2 separate regions of the Homo sapiens genome follow, and region 2 is linked to region 1. Evidence: read pairs that join two places in POLR2A ChIA-PET (ENCODE). Cell type or tissue: MCF 10A. All regions are shown on one strand. Each heading gives the region's core, and the rest is flanking DNA. Links, peaks and the distances in the headings are about the cores only.

Region 1 (10,366 bases), core at 2,564-7,563:
TATCTGTTCTTCTACTTCAAAATGTAATTGAAAAATGAACTCCAGTTTCTTCAACAGATATAGCAGAAGAAAATAAAAAGAGATGCGGGGAAAACTATAGATTAAAAGAGACTTAAGCAACACCTGACACAGCAACCTCATCATAGTGTGGATCTTACTGGGATTCAAACAAACTGAAAAAAATTATGTTGTTTATAAGACAATTGGAAACATAAATGACAATATTAAGAAATTACTGTTAATTTTTTCAGTCTAATAATATGATAGTGTGGCTATATTTAAAACAGTGCTGGCCAGGTGCTGTGGCTGACGCTCATAATCCCAACATTTTGGGAGGCTGAGGTGGGCAGATCACTTGAGGCCAGGAGTTTGAGACCAGCCTGGCCAATATGGAGAAACCCCATCTCTACTAAAAATGCAAAAATTAGCTGGGTATGGTGGCGGGCGCCTGTAATCCCAGCTACTCAGGAGACTGACACACAAGAATCGCTTGAACCCAGGAGGTGGAGGCTGCAGTGAGCTGAGGTCATGCCACTGCACTCCAGCCTGGGCAACAGAGCAAGACTCTGTCTCAAAAAATAAAATAAAATAAAATAAAATAATAAAATAAAATAAAATAAAATAATAAAATAGTGCTATTTTAGAGCAATATACCAAAACATTTGTGAACGACATGATATAATGTTTAAGATTTACATCAAAATAATATGGGAGTGGGTTTGGATGGAGCAGAACTGGCCATGGGTTGATGGTTGTTGGGGCTGATGATGAGCAGATGGGGACATGGGGTCCTGTACACTTTTCTGTTGGCTTTTACAAATTTTTCAAATTTTTCAGATTTTCCACAATAGAAAGTTAAATAAATAAGCTCATCTTCCTTAGAAAGATTGACAGGATTAGCCCATCCGATTCTGATGATTTCCAGGACCCCCCCGCATCACATGCACATACACACACACACACACACACAAACATACACACACTTACAGTTCAGTCCATACTTAACCAACATTGTGCACTGGTTTGGTGCTTTGCTGTTATTGTATTTTCTCTCTTATTGGCCTGATAGCCAATGATTCCATCTGTACAAAAGCAATCTGTGCCCCTGGATCCCTTCTGGCCCCATAAGAACTATGAAGCTGCTCCATCCCCCTTCTCTCCAGGGTCCCCTTGGGTGGTCCCTACCCCTATGCACCAACTCCTGCCATTCACAATCTTGTCAGGAATCCTGATGACTGTTCTGTATTCTCTCTTAGTGATGGAGAGCCACTGGCTCTTTCAAACATGAAAAAACATGAAGTTTAAAAAAAAAGCCCACCCATAACTCCCCAAACAGCTCCCCGGGGATAAAAGCATTCCTTTGCAAATTATTATCTCAAGCTTAAATCCCTGGACCATTTCATGTTCAAAAAATGCTAATGGTTTTCTAACTTTTATCAAGAAAGTCTTGGATACTGATATAACCTAGTCTTTTAGCTGCCGAGGTGGTCATCATATTCTTAGCTGGAATTGGATGTAATAAGAATAAGCAGGCAGTTGCAGCCCAGCTCCAGAATGAACGAAGCCCCAGGCTGATGCTGCATGGTAACTAATGTTGACAATCTTAACACTTCAATTCCCTTCAGAGACTTTGATATGAATGTTCCAGAACAACAGTTCTGTCCAATCTGCTGATCCCACAGACGCAGGAAATGACAAAACACCCTGTCCTGCAAGAAGACCCCGTTGCCTACACGAGGTTTCTGACAAATGCTTTTTCCTGACAAACACGTGAGCTCAGCTTTGCAGAGGATGAGAAATCAGAGGCTAAAAACTGAGGATGGTCTCACGTGGAGCCCAGTCTATAAGTGGAGGATCATAGTGCATGGAGACTGAAGGGTATGGGGAGGGACCATAGGTAGCTTTTAAGCCTATAATCTTCTTACTCTTGTCCAGATGGCTTAGCTGTGTATGTCTTCAACAACGGCTTGACATGGTTAGTAAAGTACTGGACTTAAGGCTCTGGGAATACAAATACAGCTGTCTTTAGGATGCAGCCAGGTAATGCCTGGGTACAAACTGGACAGAGCAATATATGTCATATTAAGCAGGCATGATGGCCTTTGCTTCTAAAAGAAACATGCATTTGCCTATTTTTCTTGAAACACATGGGTTTCTGTATCATTTTCCCTCTTGGTGGGGGCATGTGGGTGTAAACTTTATTTCCCTCTTCCCTGTAAGTAAAATAACATAGCAAGTGGGTTGATAATTGGCAACTTATATTCAGCCCAGTCACAGGAAGGGGTAGGGTGGGGTGGGGATCAGGTATGCTGGGAGGGTGTGGCCACTGCTCAGCTCACTGGGGTTAGTGCCTCATGGAACCCAGCATTGCCAGGTCTTCCCGTTGCTGAAGGAAAATCAGAAATGTAGATACTTGCAAAAAATCTAATTTTTAAAGTTTGGTAACTTATTCAGATCTATACACATTTTTAAATATATTGCAGGACAAGCTAACAAAACCTGTCTGTGGGTGAGCTCTGGCCCTCAAGACCATGTGTTTGCAGCCTCTGCATAAACTAACTGGAAAAGAGTTAACCCTTGAACTTTCTTTCCTCATAAAAATGTCGCTCTTTGGCAATAACACTTTCCCAAATCTTTTTTGTGTTCTGTTTGACTTACGAGGCATAAATAAAAAGTACATCCTGCCATGTGAACTTCTACCTCCTCCACACGGTAGAAACACTTTCCTGTTTCATCGTTGGATGCTATGGTTTTTGAATCCTTTTTCTTTAAGAACTTGCCTTTATCTCATTCCTTTGGGCCAGAAGCCTACTTTGCTGAGAAAACTTGGCAGGTTATATTAGGAAAGTGCGGAGCCTAGCAAATTCCCCTATCAGCTGCTCTGAAACCCATGACCCCACAGAGCGGAGCCTGTGCTCTGCTATTTCTGCCTGCCCTCGGGAGGACGTTTTATCAAAAAACACATGAGGCACTTCTGGCCTGTATGCCCAAGACAAGTTTATGAGCACCGATTTAAATGGGCATAGGGAATACCTCTTGGTAATAATTGTCTTATTTTATTGTTACCTTGATTGCCAGAACAACAACAAAAAAGGTTTTTATGACTAGTAAAAGGAAAGGGGTTAGCCACTTCTTTCCTCTCCCACTAGGCCAAGAATTCACTTCTCACCCCTTCTCCCTGCTTTCTATTTGTAATTAGGCCATAGATGCTATAATCCAACGGGCTTTATAATTTTACCTCCTGGGAACAGCTACTCAGTTGGGTCATCCTCAGGTAACAGGGGTTTATGCCAAGAAAAGATGAGGAACAAAAGCAACAGGAAAATTAGGAACTCACAGACAGTTGTGCTGAGGGAGGCCTCACAGGGACTGAAATTCAGGACTCCTGTCTGGGACCAAGAGCAGTTCCTGATCCCAGGGGCTCAGTTCCATTGAGGAGACATTGAACCCCCAGCCCACAACAGGAGGAGTTCACCCATCCGCCACCTTTATGGATGCTGGACTGAATCGTGTGCCCCACAAATTCATATTTTGATATGCTAGCCCCCAGAAACTCAGAATGTGACCTTCTTAGGAGTTAAGGCCTTTAAACAGGTAATAAAGGTAAAACGAGGTCACACGGGCAGTTCCTACTCCAATGTGACTGGTGTCCTTAGGAGAAGAGGAGATGAGGACACAGGCACTTGCAGGAGGAAAAGCGTGTGCAGACACATGGAGCAGATGGCCACCTGCAAGCCAATGAGAGAGGCCTGAGAGGAAGCCACCCTGCCCAACGAGAAGCCAACCCCGCCGACAACACCTTGATCTCCAGCTCCAGCCTCCAGCACAGCGAGAACTCCGTTTCAGGGCTCAGCCACTTTTGCCCCTGTTGCTCCGCAGTTACCGCCACCACCCACCATCCTAGCCCCTGAATATCTCTGTGTCCCCACTTGAGCTGACTCAGAACTTCTGCCCCTGCAGAGCACTCCGGTCAACCCTCCTTGCAAGGTGCTGGGTCAGGTGCCCCATCCTGTTGCAACCCTATGTCCAGGAGGTCACAGGATATGCTCTGAAGCCACCTAGGGCTGTCTGCCTTGGCATGAGCTGCAGGAAGGGACTCCCTTCCAAGAAAGAAGTACGTCTATACACATGTGTGTGCATATGTGAAACATGCTTAGGTTGGCACATCCCCACCCTCATTTATCCAAAAGCCAGTTTATTCTAGAAAATGTGAACTAGTCTACAGTGATGATGAGGTGGGGGTTTGCAGTGGGGTTTGAGAAAATTTTAGGGAGGAAAGACATGCTTTGTGATTCGATTGCGTCCATGATTTTGATTATGGCCATGGATTTATGTTTATCTTCCCAAAACTCACGAAATCATACCCATTACAACATGGATGCTGTTTATTGCATTAAATGAAACCTCAATAAAGTTGATTTTTGTTAAAGCCACTTTAGGAAGCTAGTTTCTGGATATTTGGCACCATTGGGGTATGACAGAGAAGTCTGGAGGCTTAGGCCAAGTGCTAGAGAGGGCTCAGAAACCTCCCCTGGCTCAGCCTGTAACATGAACCTGCAGTTTCTCCACCTTCTTGGCTTGGCAGACAGTGCGGTTGGTAGGCAAGGACCGGCTGTGTTGCGAAATGCCGGCACCAACTCCCAGGCAGCTAGAGTGAGCAGCAGAGTCAAATGAAGGTGTTGAGCAACCACTAAAGAGGAAGTCTCAGCTAATTATGGTGATGATTGCTATAGTGGTGATCTGACACCTCCTTTTCAGGGAGTATAAGAAAATACCCTCTGGTCTGAGCCCCTCTTGTTCATCCCCACTGTGTTCAAAAACTACATTTTCTCAAAATTCGATTGCAATTGTAGCTCGGTTTCCATTTTGGAGTGCAAGCTTTGATATCCCCATCAGTACAAGTATTTAATGAGGCAATGTTGCTTGCAACATAACCTGGAAGGAATCCTGCTAGCATCTAGAAGGGACACGCCCAGACCATGCCAAGCCCTGGCTTCACTCTTGCTGGGTTTGGTACATGCTGAGTTGAGCAAGGATAGATGGACCAATTACATTGCTATTAATTAAAAAAAAATAGAGTTTAAAGACACAGAGAATTTTTTTAATGTTTTGAAAACAGAAACAAATATTGATCAGATATTCCTTTTTAATAAACCTCTTATTGAGCTACAGCATAATACAGAAATGTGCACCAATTATAGAGGAACAGCTTTATTGCTGTATAACACAGTATTCTACTCTATGACAGCACCATAATTTATTTATGCATTCTACTCTTGCTGAGTATTTGGATCCTTCCCAGTTTGGGGTGCAGGGGATGACAAGGTAATGCCTTTTCCTCACTCATCACAAGGGTTGTGGCTGACACTCTTCTACCAAAAGACAGGCCAGCAAGAGAAAAAGTATAACACATATGTTTATCCAAGTTTTACATGATATGGGAGACTTCAGAAGTGAAGACCCAAACCCCAGGGAAAACTGTTTCATTTTGCCCTGTTTTGTATGCTAAGTCCGAATAAAGAAGTGGATAGTTGTGGAGAAGCGTGATTGGACAAAAAGTCCAATGATAATAAAAGGGATGGAGTGGGAGAACCCAGCAAAGACCCTTTACTTGTTCAGGTTCTTTCCGTTTTTTTCCTTTCCTTTTCTTTCTTTCTTTCTTTCTTTTTTTTTTTTTTTTTTTTGAGACAGTCTTGCTCTGTCACCCAGGCTGGAGTACAGTGGCGCGATCTAGGCTCACTGCAACCTCTACCTCCAGGGTTCAAGTGATTCTTGTGCCTCAGCCTCCCAAGAAGCTGGAATTACAGGAGTGCACCACCACACCCGGCTAATTTTTGTATTTTTAGTAGAGACGGGGGTTTTACCATGTTGGCCAGGCTTGTCTCCAACTCTTGGCCTCAAGCAATCTTCTCACCTTGGCCTCCCGAAGTGCTGGGATTACAATGCAACTGGCCTTTAATTTTTTTCTTAGATTTATCATTTATTTTTTATCTTTTAATTTTTTACAGTTATTTAAGATTTTTAAAATGTTTGTTCATATTATTGGCCTCTGTGTATACAGCATTTCTTCCTCCTAGATCCAAGCAGGATCCCTCTTGGAAGAGGGTCTTATGGCCTACCTTCAGAGGAGGCGTATCAGAGAGTGTCCTTTCTAGCTTTTGTGGCTTGCCTTGGGGGAAAGGAGTTCTAGTTTCTATGACCCACTTCAGGAAAAGAGGAATCCTGGTTTCTATGACATGGCTTGCGGGAGGAAAGGGAGAGGAGAACAAGGGCAGGAGGAGGTCAGAGGCTTTGCTTCTGAGGCCCCTCCAGTCTCCTTCAGTTCAGAGTACTCAGCACGCCAAGGGGCCATACTTCAGGGTATTGTGTGCTGAGCCCCAGGCAGAGGTTAATATGAACTGTGCTGCTGTGAACATTTTAGTACATTTCCATAGATGAGTACATGTTCAGAATTCTGCCAAAAATGCTTGGCTCAGATGTTTAGTTTTCTAACAAATAATTTTCTAAAATGACTGTAGTAACATTTACTTCCACCATTTGTATATAAGCATTTCTACTGTTTCTCCTCCTTGCTAACACTGGTTTTTATATCTTTTTTTATTATAGCCATTCTGGGTCAAAAATTTATTTGAGAAAAAAATTGATAAGCTGGGAAGGAATCGTCATCATAAATATTTTCTATTGGGCAAATTTTGTTTCTTTTTATTTACTTTTTACTTTTATTATTTTTTTTAAGAGATAGTGTCTTGCTCTGTTGCCCAGACTGGAATGTAGTGGCATCATCATAGCTTACTGCAGCCTCAACCCTCTGGGTTCCAGCAATCCCACCTTAATCTCCTGAGTAGCTGGGACTACAGGCACACACCACCATGCCTGGCTAATTTTTTTTTTTTTTGGCCAGGCATGGTGGTATGTGCCTGTAGTCCCAGCCACTCAGGAGGTCTTGCTGTGTTGCCCAGGCTGGTCTTGAACTCTGGGCCTCAAGTGATCCTCCCACCTTGGCCTCCCAAAGCACTGGGATTGCAGGCATGAGCCACCACACCTGGCAAATTTTATTTCTTACAGAATTAAATACATAAAAAGTTTTCCAGCCTCAGACAATCAATTGTATACTTCATATCAGAAGACCTCCAAATGTAATTAAGCCTAAGACTCCACTGAACAATACTGAACAAGACTCAACATGATAAATATTGTAATGTGGTAGTAGGAATGGAAACTGGTGCAGCCATTTGGGCAGGTAGAGTCTATGTCTCTGGAACTAACCATATTTGACTCTCAGATGTGGAGACAAATCAATGTCTTTGGTGTTTTTAGCAATGTACAGTAAATTACTGAGTTTACCATCTCAGACCATGGGCAGAGCAATGCATTGCAATGGAACCTACTAATTAATTGTCAGTGTGCACTGTTTGCTCCATGTTTCCTTACACAAATAAGTTAAGTCGTATACACTGTATTTAAACTCAAGGTTTTGTTCTGTTCCTGGAAGCTATATTGAGGCACCCTGAAAAGAACTGAAATAGTAACAAAAACTCAGCTAATTGAAAAGCAAGACTACTTGCGACCTACCAATGGCCAAGTGTCAGTAAGCGGTGAGTGGGAAGAGGCCCACCATCCCAAGGAAGTTTTTGAACAGTTGCTCAGCTGAACAACCCAGCATTGAGCCCCTGGTTTTGTTCAGTTTACTCTTGAAGTTTGACACCTAGAATTATCTTGCCCACTACCAGTACCAATTAACACAGATTTCATAAATACTGTCCATGAATAGTGTCCTCTTGACATCTTGAATTCTTTTATGTGGTTACTCAAGGGTGGCATGTTACAGCTGGTCTTCTCTGTGATGGCAAAATGAGTGAACAAACTCTCAGCACATGCTTATGCTTAGTTGGGATTTCATTTAAGATATGAAGATCATGCTTCTTATTTAATTCCAAAGTCTTTATTTGAATGCATCTAAATGTTAGACAAAATTCCTGTTCTTTTTTGGCTGCTAAAGAGATTTTTCCACACTTAGAACCAAATGCTTTCATGATAAACTCATAAATGAAGCCCATCTATAACTGTGAGTTCCACTGGACAAAAATAACCGTTGACATTCTCTTCAGAGCTTACTGCAGGAATATGGACTTGTCTATCTATCCTGATGTGGTAAGAACCCTCAGGGGTCATAGCCTCCAGCCCCTTTTCCCCAGGATCTGCCAGACAACCCTAAAGAATACTTCGTTTCCTCTAAGTTAAGAGTGGTTTATTGTAGTTCAGGAGTTCCTGAAAGAATTCAAGGATTACAGTCCTTGGGCTCTGCAGTGCATGTCTGACTTTCCATATATAGGAAGCTAGCTTCCAGACACCAAATGATATGTCAGTTACCTATAAAGTGTATTTTGCAAACAAATTAAAAATACATCCTGGGGGCTGGGCGCAGCGGCACTGGCCTGTAATCCCAGCACTTTGGGAGGCCGAAGTGGGTGGATCACCTGAGGTCAGAACTTCGAGACCAGTGTGGCCAACACCGCGAAACCCCGTCTCTGCTAAAAATACAAACATTAGCAGGGCGTGTCGGTGGGCACCTGTAATCCCAGCTACTCAGGAGGCTGAAGCAGGAGAATTGCTTGAACCTGGGAGGTAGAGGTTGCAATGAGCTGAGATTGCACCATTGCACTCCAGCCTGGGAGACAAGAGTGAAACTCCATCTCGAAAAAAAAAAAAAATACATCCTGGGAATTTCCTCAACTGGACAAAAGGTGTCTATAAAAAATCAACAGCTAACATCATGCTTAAAGGTAAAACACTAAAAGCTTTCCTCCTAACTTCAGAAAAAATCAAGGATACCTGCACTTGTCACCTCTATTCAACAGTATAGTGGAGATTTTAGCCATAGTAATTAGTCAAGAAAAAGAAATAAAAGCCATTCATATTGGAAAGGAAGAATAAAACTATTTCTATGTGTAGATGACATGATTTTGACAATTGAGACACCTAAGGAATCCACAAATAAACCCAAAAACTACTAGAACTAATAAACAAGTTCAGCAAAATTGTAGGATAGAAGCTCATTATAGAAAAACCAAGCTCATTATAGAATTAGCATATTTCTATATGCTAATAATGAACAGTCCAAAAGTGTAATTAAGAAAACAGTTCCATTTACAATAATACCAATAAGGATAAAATATTTCATAATAAATTTAACAAAAAAGTGTAGAACTTATACACTAAAAACTATAAAACATTGTTTAAAAAATGTTTGGATTGAAAACCTTCATATTGTTAAGATGGTAATACTCTTCAAACTGGTTTACAAATTTTATGCTTTCCCTATCAAAATTCCAGCTGGCTTTTTTATAGAAATGAGTAAGCTGATCCTAAATTTCATATGAAAATGCAAAGGTCCCAAAATAGCCAAAACAATGAAAAAATAAAAAAGAAAGCTGGAGGACACACACTTCCCGGTTTCAAAATTTACTACAAAATGACAGTAATCAGGCCAGACGTGGTGGCTCACACCTGTAATCCCAGCACTTTGGGAAGCCGAGGCAGGTGGATCACCTGAGATCAAGAGGTTCAGATCAGCCTGGCCAACATGGTGAAACCCTATCTCTACCAAAAATACAAAAAAAAAAAAAAAAAGAAAAAAAAAGCCAGGTGTGGTGTCAGGCACCTGTAATCCCAGCCACTCAGGAGGCTGAGGCAGGAGAATGGCTTGAACCTGGGAGGCAGAGTTTGCAGTGAGCCGAGGTTGTGCCATTGCGCTCCAGCCTGGGCAACAAGAGTGAAACTCTGTCCCAAAAAAAGGAAAAAAACAGTAATCAAGATTGTGTGGTTCTGGCATGTGTGTTTATTGACCATTCCAATTGAAGTGAAATTTGTTGAAAGATAATTCAATTGTGTTTTTTAGCTCAATTGGAGTTTATTTTTGTTTTTGTTTTGTTTTGTTTTTTTGAGATGGGGTCTCACTCTGTCGCTCAGGCTGGAGTGCAGTGGTGCGATCACGGTTCACTGCAGCCTCGACCTCCCCAGGCTCAGGTGATCCTCCACCTCATCCTCTCAAGTAGCTGGGACCACAGGCACACACAACCATGCCCAGCTAATTTTTTGTATTTTTTGTAGAGACAGAGTTTCACCATGCTGCCCAGGCTGGGAGTTATTTAAAAAAGAAAATTAAAAGCAATTATGCTAATACAGTTTGTATTAAAGATATATAAGATAGGTTCCTTTTCCAGATGCTTTTTAAGCTAGGATGTGTTAAAATCCTAATCCCCGGTACCTCAGAATGTGCACTTACTTGAAATAGGGTCCTCACAGAGGTTAAGATGAGATCATTAAGATGAGGGTGGGCTGTAATCCAATATAACTGATGTCTTTA
Region 2 (10,366 bases), core at 2,873-7,872, 180 kb after region 1:
AAAAACTCCCCCCATGAATGGAGAAAACCTTGTCAGATATTACTTCCCTCCTCAGATGACCTGACTTCCCTGAAGCTCAGTTAACCTGACTTCCCTGAAACTTAGTTTTGAGTTCATGATTATTAATGATTTTGATGTTGTTATTATTTTGGCAGTGGTTAGGTAGATCGAGAAGGATGCTTAAATTAAGAACTAACCAAAAGGCTGGGCATGGTGGCTTACACTTGTAATCCCAGCACTTTGGGAGGCTGAGGCAGGAGGATTGCTTGAGCCCATGAATTCAAAAGCAGCCTGGGCAATAGAGTGAGACCCCTGTCTCTACAAAAAATTTTAAAAAAATTATCCAGCCATAGTGGCATGCACCTGAAGTTTCAGTTACTTGGGAGCTGAGGTGGGAAGATTGCTTGAACCCGGGAGGTTGAGGCTGTAAGCAAGCTATGATTGCATCACTGTGCTGCAGCCTGGTCAAAAGAGCAAGACCCTGTCTCAAAAAACAAACAAAAAAACCTACCATAAAAAATAGTGAAGAGAGGATGAGCTTTTTGGCATTAGGCAGATTGTGTTTCTGATCTCAGCTCTGCTACTCTCTGGCTATGTGGCCTTGAGCACATGACTTTAGCTTTCTGAGTGTCTTCCCTAATCTGTCACAATCAGGAAAGGACTTCTTCTTACCCTGCAGGGTTGTCATGAGAATCAGAGTGGGCCCATTGGGATTTGTGATCATCTGTTGACCTCCCACGTTCTTACGTGAGATGCAAGAGGCAAGAATACTAAGGGTCTGGACTTACCAGCCAGGCTCTCTATTGGGCATCATCTTGGTCCCACGCTGCCGTTAAAACATGCTATCTAATTAGTATTCATTTGATCATGTGGACTGTCTAAAATGGCTAGACACTTGATTTTTTTTTGAAAAATTGAGAACAAGGAGACTGTTAAAAGGGACGGGACATTTTTAAGTTTTTATTACCCTTTTTATCTTTTTCTAGTTCTTCTAGTGTTTGTTTTTTTTTCTGTCAGTAGATAACCTGGGCCACCAAATTTTCTTTAAGTGATGACTGAATTTGACTTAGTTTTAAATATTTACCAAATAATGGTGACTGCCTTATTGCCTTAAGTGATGTTTTAATTTATTATCAGTGCTAAATATGACCTTATGCTTGAAGCTCTGATGGTATATCAGGAAACTGTGGTCCTGCTCTTTGTAATATGAGCCATTACTTTAAAGTTACGCAGTCCCCTTAGTGTGTTGGTAGAGTGAAGTAGGAAGTGGTTGGTTAGCAAATGTTCATAAGAACAGGAGTGATTTATTAGTTAAGGTGTTTTTAAAATACATCTTGTGTGCCAAAATGTATCTGATAAAACATCAAATTTCAGTACTGAAGGAACCTTGGAGAAGCTCTTATGCACTTCTTATTTTTAATGAGAAATGTGACTACAGAAAGGCCAAGTGACTTTCCTAGGTCACAAACCAGGGTAGTCCAGGCTGTTTGTTTCCCTCTTCCTTTTAGAAAATGGTAATTGATTAAAAGGACACCCTGCCTTCATGTCCACAGGTGCCACCACTCACCACCCAACTGTATTTTACCATTTTACCATTTTGCTCTGTGCACGTGTTGTCAGTTGTGAATTATGATGATAATTCAACAGGTCTGCATACATGTTTGTAATATTTGCTAAGTTGATTTTATAAGCTGCAAGAAGTCATTCTGCGCTTGTTTCATAATTAGTCAATAAAGTGAAGCCATTATAAGATCCCCAGTATAGAGCATCTCATTACACCAAGACATCTGCTTTTATCCATGAAGCTGGCGCTATATCCAAATGTGAGTCTGAGTCCTAATAACATTATCAGTCTCTACTTTCTTCTCTTACTTGGCTCAGATTATATTTATTGATCTAATATTTATTAATTTTATTGTCTATAGGTACGTTATGGCAATGGCCTCAAATTCATCTTGAAAGCAGGGGTATAAAAATTAATAGGAGATGGCATTTTAGTCATAATAAAATATTTAATAAAGATAAAATTATTTTATTTTCTTTCATATTTTTAGTTTTACCAAGTTCATACATGTTAGAATCAGACTTTAAATATAAGTGGTTAATATCTTGTTTTTTATATAATTAACTACTTTAGTCCTACTTTAACATTTTTATGTTCTTAAAAAGTGGTAAACACAAATTGAAACAGAGAACAGGCGTATTACAGAAGGACCACTTTAAATAAGATTTTCCAGGTGGTCAGAATAGGCCTGTCTGATTTTATAGACTGATTTCTGTTTATCAGAGTTTTCCTGTATCTATGTTAAAGAGTAAATTCCATTAAAAAATCTATATATAATTTGGGGAAAAAAATTAAGAAGTGAACTCACCTACGCAAAGAAGAATTCCTGACAAGAGTGGGAGCCTATTTGCATCTGGGTTGGGCCAATGCACATGCAAGCTGGTATCTTAACAAGTGCATTTCTCTTTGACACCAGGCTATGGGACTTACATAGACTTTGGGTATAAGGATTCCTTTTCACAAGGCTTAGGAAAGCATTTGTGGCTCATTTGAGATGGACTTGGCTATGTAGAGGCACTTCTTTCAGGGAAGATATATTTGGATTTGAATTTTAAAGGATGGTGAATATTTTGGCAGAGGTAAGGAATGGGGCAATTTTATGGGAAGGAAATATCCAGCATATAGGCATAATTGTCTCATAGGGCTGTCCAGGTGACCAGTTGTAGTGCTGTGGACTATAAGACTGGGGGCAGACACTGATAAGTGAATAGACTGTGAAGGAAAGGTGTGATAGGTGCATTGATGGGGGGAAAATGCAGGGACCTGGAGGACACTTCCTGGAGGCTGGGAGGTGGTGGTGGGGAGATAGTCAAGGATACCTTCTTGGAGGAAGTGATGCACAAATTTTGACCTGAGAAATGAGGGGGAGTTATACAGAAACAAAAAGGAGGAAAGAGAGGGAAGGAAGAGTATGTGCAAAGGCCAGATGCAGGAGCGAGCAGGTGAAGGCACTGAGAGAAAGTCAGTGGAAGAAATTGAATACCTTTTACTATTATGCTCTTTGATAGGTGCCTGAGGGTTGTGTAAGTAGCACTGTCTAGTACCTAGGTAGATAGATCAGGAAACCAGTAGAGAGGTCTAAGCTGGACATGGAGATTCAGAAGTCAGCAGCACACAGAGGATAACTGGAGCCATGGGAATGGAGCCAAAACTCAGGCAGAAGGTGGAAGTGGCCTCAGAAAGGGGAGAACCAGAGCAGTCTGTTGCCTGGGGGATGAGGAAGTGGAGATGGAGCGGGTGTGGAACATTCGTTCAAGAAGTTTGGCTGTGAAAATGGAAGGAAAAGGGCTGTAGCTAGACGGGGGAATCTGGGTTCAAGGGAATTTTTTCTTTTAAGATGAGGAAGAGTTTGGAGTATATTTAAATGCTGAAGAGAAAGAGCTGGGGAAGTGGGGTTGGCTGGAGATTAAAGGAGAGGGGTGGTTAAGAGAGGCATGAAGACTCCGAGGAAGGGGTCCAGAGTGTAAGGGGGCAACAGGGTAGCAGAGCGGGGCCCCTCTTGGAGTTCAGCCCACAGGTGGAGGTGGAGCTGGGTGAATATGGGCAAGAATGTGAGTCCATGGGCAGAGGTTGAGGGGAGTCTCATTGAATGGGTTCTGTTTCTTGTGAAGTCTGCAGTGAATCCATCTGCTCAAAGTCAGGGAGGATTTGGTGGGCTGGCGGTTTTCCTGTAGGAGGTTTGAAGTAGCCACTGTGGATGGTAGGAAAAGAGCAGTCTCAGGAAGCAGAGTTGTCACTGTGCGGAGGGCTTTGTCTTTTCTCTGATTATAGCCAGGGCCAGCTGCAGACACTAGAACAATATTGAATCAGTAACTTTGTTCATAATGATAACTAACTCCCCAATAGCTTAAATTTTGATTATAGTTGGTCAAATGAATTTTGAGAATTAAAAGAAAAACAACTTCCAAAAGTACTTTTTATTTTAAAATTTGTGTTATTAATAGTAATTTAAAACATTTTGTTTAAAAGTATGCTTTTTCCAAATGAAGATGTGTGAATTCTCTTGTTGGTTGGTTGGTTTTAGACGCTCATGGTAGCTTGGATCCGAGCAAACCTCTGTGTGTACATTTCTCGAGAGCTCTGGGATGACTTTCTTGGTGTGCTGTCCTCCCTCACGGAATGGGAGGAACTTATAAACGAGTGGGCCAACATTATGGACTCCTTGACAGCAGTGCTTGCAAGAACCGTTTATGGAGTTGAGATGACAAACCTACCTCTGGATAAATTAAGTGAACAAAAGGAAAAGAAGCAACGAGGCAAAGGTATTTCCACTCTTCCAGGTTAACACCAGATGTCTAGGACTGGGGACGAGTGTGTATTTGTATGACTAAGCAATTAATGCGCGAAATTTTATAATGAACTGAACCAACTACACAGTGTCTTCTTAATAGTGGCATTAATTTGTGTCTCATATCATTCTGTTCCCTTAATGAGATGGTGAATTTCTGAGGAAGCTATGCAAGAAGGAAGATGCAAGGAAGGTAGTAGTAATAGTAGTGATAACTAACAGTAATAATAATGGCTATTACATTGTACATATTATCTCTTTTTACCTTCATAATAACCTAGTGAACTGTAGATACTTGTATTATCCCCATATCACAGACAAAGAAACTGAAGTACAGAGACTTTGCAGGGATGTCCAATCCTTTGGCTTCCCCAGGCCACATTGGAAGAATTGTCTTAGGTCACACATAAAATACAGTAAAACTAACGATAGCTGATGAGCTAAAACAAAAAAAGAAATTGCAAAAAAAAAAAAAATCTCATAATGTTTTAAGAAAGTTTACGAATTTGTGTTGGTCTACACTCAAAGCCATTCTTGGCTTCATGTGGCCCATGGGTCACGGGTTGGACAAGGTTGCCTTACAGTGATTGACTCATCCAAGGCCACATAGTTAAGAAGTGTTTAGAAATCAAAGCTGGATAAATACAACTCAAGATGTCACACTATTAAGATGCATTCTACAGCCTCTCTAGGAAACGTGGAGAAATTCTGAATGCTTCAGATGGGAGCTATTTTGGCTTTGTTGTATTTCTGGGTAAAAGTTGTTTTGGGACTGAGAACCTCAAATGAAAGTTATGTTTTCAAGGTAGAAAACATCAGTGGTAGTTTCTATTAGGAATGACAATTTGGCATCCCCTTAATTACTGTGCTTAAGGATGTGGCATGGTCCTTGGATTAATTCACTTGTACTACACCTTACTCTGTAAAGATTTGAGGCAGCTCATAGAAAGGCATATAGTACAGTAGATCAAATACAAAATAGGGTCAAAATGAGTGAGGTTGCAGGGAACTGCCATTGTGATTAAAATGCCAAAATACATGCCATAGAGCCTCGTGGGCTTGCTGGGGAGATGGAAAAGTCAAACATTGGATTTGATTTTGGTCTTTGCAGGGTTACATCAAATAGAGAATCACAGAGCACATAGGGTAAAAACAATTCAATCACTTAGGTGATGCTTAGCTTTTATTAGGTCCTCCTGAGACTTGGGAGGAATTTTTCCTTCAAAGCTTCTTAAAGGGTACACACTGCTTATTGTGTAGACTACCCTTTAATAATACCAGCTGCCTTATAGACAGTATCAGTGTGCTTTTGCCATGTGACAAATCACCCCAAAACTTATGGCTTAAAATAACAACCACTTATTTATCTTGATTTGATGAGTTGGCAATTTGGGTTGGACTCAGCCAGTCAGTTCTTCTGCTGGTCTTTGCTTCTGTGTTTGCAGTCAACCACGCTGTGAAATAGTCAGCTAGGCAGCTCTACTTTTACGGGTTGACTGGCTGTCAGCAGGGGCAATGAGGTGTGACTGGGCCACGTGTTTCAGCAGCCAGAGGCTAGCTCAGGCTTGTTCACCAAGTGGCTTAGAGTTTCAGGGGCAGTAAGAGGGTAAGCTCAAATTTTCAAGTGCATTTCAAGTCTCTGCTTGTTCAGTTTTGCTACCAAGTAAGTCACGTGATGAAGCCTAATGTCATTACAGGAGAGAACAACAGAGGATGTGGATACAGGGAGGTGTGAACCAGTTACAGTGGTTAGTAAACCATATACACGTATAATAAATGTGGTGGATTCTTATATCTTCATTGAAATCTGAGAATGGCTTGCCAAAGCACTAATTAATAAAAGCAAGTTAGTAAGAAGCCAAAATAAAGTAGTTGAAGTACATGGCAATCCAGTGGAACAGTTTAATCCCAATGTAGATTTAGACTGTCTAATGCAATGATTTTCTAACATTTTTAACAGATCCGTTTTTCTTCCCGGTTGAAGGTATACACAACTCCTTTCTAAAGAAATAGACTGGAGATTTAGGATTGAAGTAGGGGCAGGGAGCCAAGAGTCTGGGCCCTTGGCGTCCATCTAGTCCTCTCTGACAGCTCTGAGGACCTTTGTGTAAACCCGGGGCCTGAGAGGACCCAGATACTTCCAACTAGGAACTTGCCTCCCTAAGACAGTCGTTCTCAGCCCAGAAGAGAACTTACCTGGCTAAGGATACCTTTCAGGCCAGAGGAGGAGAGCTGAAATAGGAGATAAGGACCTACCTTCAATTGTTGTAATCCATGCACGAGTGCACATGTGTGCATACACTACACACACACACACACACACACACACACACACGCCTGCCATTCTGCAAGATTCTCTTCCTACCCACAGATTCATCTAAAGAGACAGACTTATCTTAGGAAGGCAAACAACTTCGAAAACACTGTTTTCAAAATGTACCGAACACATTATTTAATTAGTGACCATGACTAATATTTCTGATTTATGTTGCTTTATTCTAAAAAGGATTTAAATATTTATTATAGAAACACTTGCCTTCTAAGGGCTAGACTACTAGAAACAAAAAGCACAGGCAGAGGAAACTGGGTGTGGAAACATGCCACAGGTGGCAGCCACTGGCCACATCATACCTGTGCAGAAATCTGTAAGTCTGCCATTCTCTTTCCTCCTCTATTTCTTTTGGTCCATAGCCTCTCATTGAAATAATTAACCAGAACAATATGAGGAAAAATAAAAGTTGAATCTCAGACTACAATGTTTTATTGTTTTGGACCTTTGCTAAAATAGGATTTTGTATTATTTGTAGATTTTCATTATCCTGCCCATTTGACTGAATCCACATTAGAGTTTATAGGCATGGATTGCTCTGGGGATTTGTGGAGGGGTTGGTGTCTACAGGATGCAGTACTATTCTAACATCAGGATCTCTGAGTTTTTGGTTTATAAGTAGTGGTTTTTGGAGTGTCCTGGGAACAGTAGTATAACTTCATTTGATATTGTTCTTGTATTGAGAAAGGTTTATTAATACTTTCTTTTGTATATTGGAATGAGTACTATGAAGATATAATAATATCCATAAGACTGTTTTAGATTCTTGAAAATATTTTGGCAACAAGAATTCTTAAATTAGTGACATATGAGCAACTTCCTAAATTGCAGTGTAAGGAAGTGGTACTTAATTTGTGACAAGGAAACCTGCTGATTATATATAGTTGTAGGTACACCATTTGCTGAGCAACACAAGCGTGAAATGAATAATAATGAATTCAGCCTTTAGATTATTTTTCTTTTCCTTTATCAGGCTGTGTTCTAGATCCTCAGAAAGGAACCACCGTGGGGAGGTCCTTTTCTCTCAGCTGGCGGAGCCACCCAGATGTGACCGAACCGATGCGATTTAGGAGTGCCACCACGTCTGGAGCACCGGGAGTGGAAAAGGCAAGAAATATTGTTCGCCAAAAAGCAACTGGTAAACATTTATTTAAATGCTTCTCAAAAATCTAATTGTTATCTAAAATAAATTTATAGGCATAAAGTGTGTTAAAAATTCTACTCAAAATTTAAATATTAGACCTTATATTAAATGAAATGTCTCTACATCTTTTTAGCTTTATGCTCTGGTTACTTTTCAAATCACAGTTTTCAGTTACTTATTTCTAAATCCTCCATTGTGAGAAAGAACTTGTGATGTTGATATTGAGTGAGATATTTGTGCGAAATAGAGAAAATACAGGTTTTGTTTGAACCTTGAAGAAAATAGATTGTTAATAAATACACCAGTAGTTGCACTATTGTCAGTGTTAAACAATATTAATCTTTAGAGTGTGGCAACCTGTTTCAGCAAAGAAAAGGAGAATTTCAGGACTGGATAGACATTTTCATTTTTTGCTCCTTTGGAAAATTGAGCCTTTTCATGCCTGTGGATGTTATCTTTGCAGCGTATTTCAGTTAACAACTTGACCAACAACCCCCAGTTAATTGGACTACTTTGCTACATTTTACTCTTTTTTTCTTTTCTTTTCTTTTCTTCTCTTCTCTTTTCTTTTTTTTTGAGACAGAGTCTCGCTCTGACGCCCAGGCTGAAATGCAATGGTGTGATCTCAGCTCACTGCAACCTCTGCCTTCCGGGTTCAAGCAATTTTCCTGCCTCAGCCTCCTGAGTAGCTGAGATTACAGGCGCGTGCCACGACGCCCGGCTAATTTTTGTATTTTTAGTAGAAACAGGGTTTCACCATGTTGGTCAGGCTGGTCTCGAATTCCTGACCTCGTGATCTGCCCGCCTCGGCCTCCCAAAATGCTGGGATTACAGGCGTGAGCCACTGCGCCCGCCCTACATTTTACTTTTAAAACAAAAAGTGAACTCTTTAAAAAGAAGCTTGTATACGGCATTTAATAAGAATAAATAAAGCCACCTCCTCCCCAGTGACTTTGAGCCTGTAACTTAGGTTTAAGACAATTGTAATTGATATTTAACATGTTGACTTCAGAAAGTCGCAAGATCCTCTGGCCATAAAACAAAGATTCATTAAAGCTTAACATATTCTATAGTGCTTAGTAAAGGCTTAATACAGATGGTTTAGAATCCTGTTGGAGTTTTTATGAAAATATATTCCACCTTAACTGTAACTCTCTCATACTTTTTTGCTGTAGCATTTGCTGGAAATTATCACCTTATTTACATGCACAGCCTATTCTGCTTCTTTCTTTCTTTCTGTCATTCTCTCCCCTGAGGAGAGACCCAATTCTTTGTTAGCAGGCAACTTTTGAGGATGCTCATTCACTGATTTCCTTTCTCATTCCAATTCCTAAAAACTATTTGCTTTTATCATTGGATTCTTTTTTTGTTTTGTTTTTTGAGTCGGAGTCTCATGCTGTTGTTCAGGCTGAACCGCAGTGGAGCGATCTCAGCTCATTGCAACCTCTGCCTCCCAGGTTCAAGCGATTCTCCTGCCTCAGCCTCCTGAGTAGCTGGGACTACAGGTGCGCACCACTATGCCAGGCTAATTTTTTTTTTCTTCAGTAGAGACGGGGTTTCGCCATGTTGGCCAGACTGTTCTCGTACTCCTTACCTTAGGTGATCTGCCCGTCTCTGTTTCCCAAAGTGCTGGGATTACAGGAGTGAGCTGCCATGCCCAGCTCTTCTATCATTGGATTTTTTTTTTATTTTTTATTTTTTTTGAGACAGAGTCTTAAAAAAAAGCCCAGGCTGAAGTGCAGTGGTGTGATCTTGGCTCATTGCAACCTCTACCTCCCAGGTTCAAGCGATTCTACCACCTCAGCCTCCCGAGTAGCTGGGATTACAGGCATGCACCACCATGCCCAGCTAATTTTTGTATTTTTAGTAGAGATGGGGTTTCACCATGTCGGTCAGGCTGGTCTTGAACTCCTGATCTCAGGTGATTTGCCTGTCTTGGCCTTCCAAAGTGTTGGGATTACAGGCTCCCAGCCTATTGGGAATTCGAATAGGCAAAGGGTAGGAGAAAGGGCAGTAGGGTAAAAAGTTTGTTCCGGTTTTTGCAAATGTGTTACTATCATTTGTAGTTCCATTTCATTAATGTTAACTGATGTCATATGAAAATAGTAAAGCAGCAAGTAAATCTTTATATTTTTGTTTTAGAATAAAACTGATTTTACAGATTGTGGTTTTACATATATGAAGCACGTTTTCCTCCTATGTTCATTCAATTCCTCCAATATTTATTTGACTAGCAGTATATAGAAAACATAAGAACACCGTAAAGTAGACACTTAAGATGTATGGATTTAATAAGCATGAAATGTGACATAAAAGGATGGGTTTCATGGAGATTTTACCTTTTCCTCAAATATCAAATCTTTTAATGTTCAACTTGACTTTTATGTGTTCTTGAGCTTTTTGGATATTTAATTTACTAAATGATTTGCTTTTGAATACAGTCAGCTCTCAGCAAACCAACTTCTGAATGAAGGCCAGATATGCCCTCTCTCACCATGGTCTTTTTGTATTTGTCCTTTAGGAAAGGAAAACTGATTATAA

The links. Peaks named below come from ENCODE experiments on the same cell type or tissue, not always from the same donor. Only the 100,000 strongest peaks of a DNase experiment are listed, where the experiment ranks them.
Region 2: POLR2A ChIA-PET joins it to region 1 with 12 read pairs; 2 of 35 experiments call an interaction of 5 or more read pairs at or near these places.

Annotation. Positions count from the first base shown.
Region 1 is chr20:20,774,898-20,785,263 of GRCh38, reverse strand. No RefSeq gene overlaps it. Among named protein-coding and RNA genes, the nearest start is that of RALGAPA2, 67 kb to the right of the region's middle. In MCF 10A, for the core only: no CTCF peak of the experiment used is centred there; DNase peaks (open chromatin) are centred at 4,623 and 4,953.
Region 2 is chr20:20,599,135-20,609,500 of GRCh38, reverse strand. It overlaps RALGAPA2 (Ral GTPase activating protein catalytic subunit alpha 2), which reads left to right. Exons shown (of 40, transcript NM_020343.4): 15 at 4,089-4,326; 16 at 7,655-7,819. Among named protein-coding and RNA genes, the nearest start is that of RALGAPA2, 110 kb to the left of the region's middle. RefSeq lists enhancers at 5,552-5,731, 5,922-6,001. In MCF 10A, for the core only: no CTCF peak of the experiment used is centred there; a DNase peak (open chromatin) is centred at 5,940.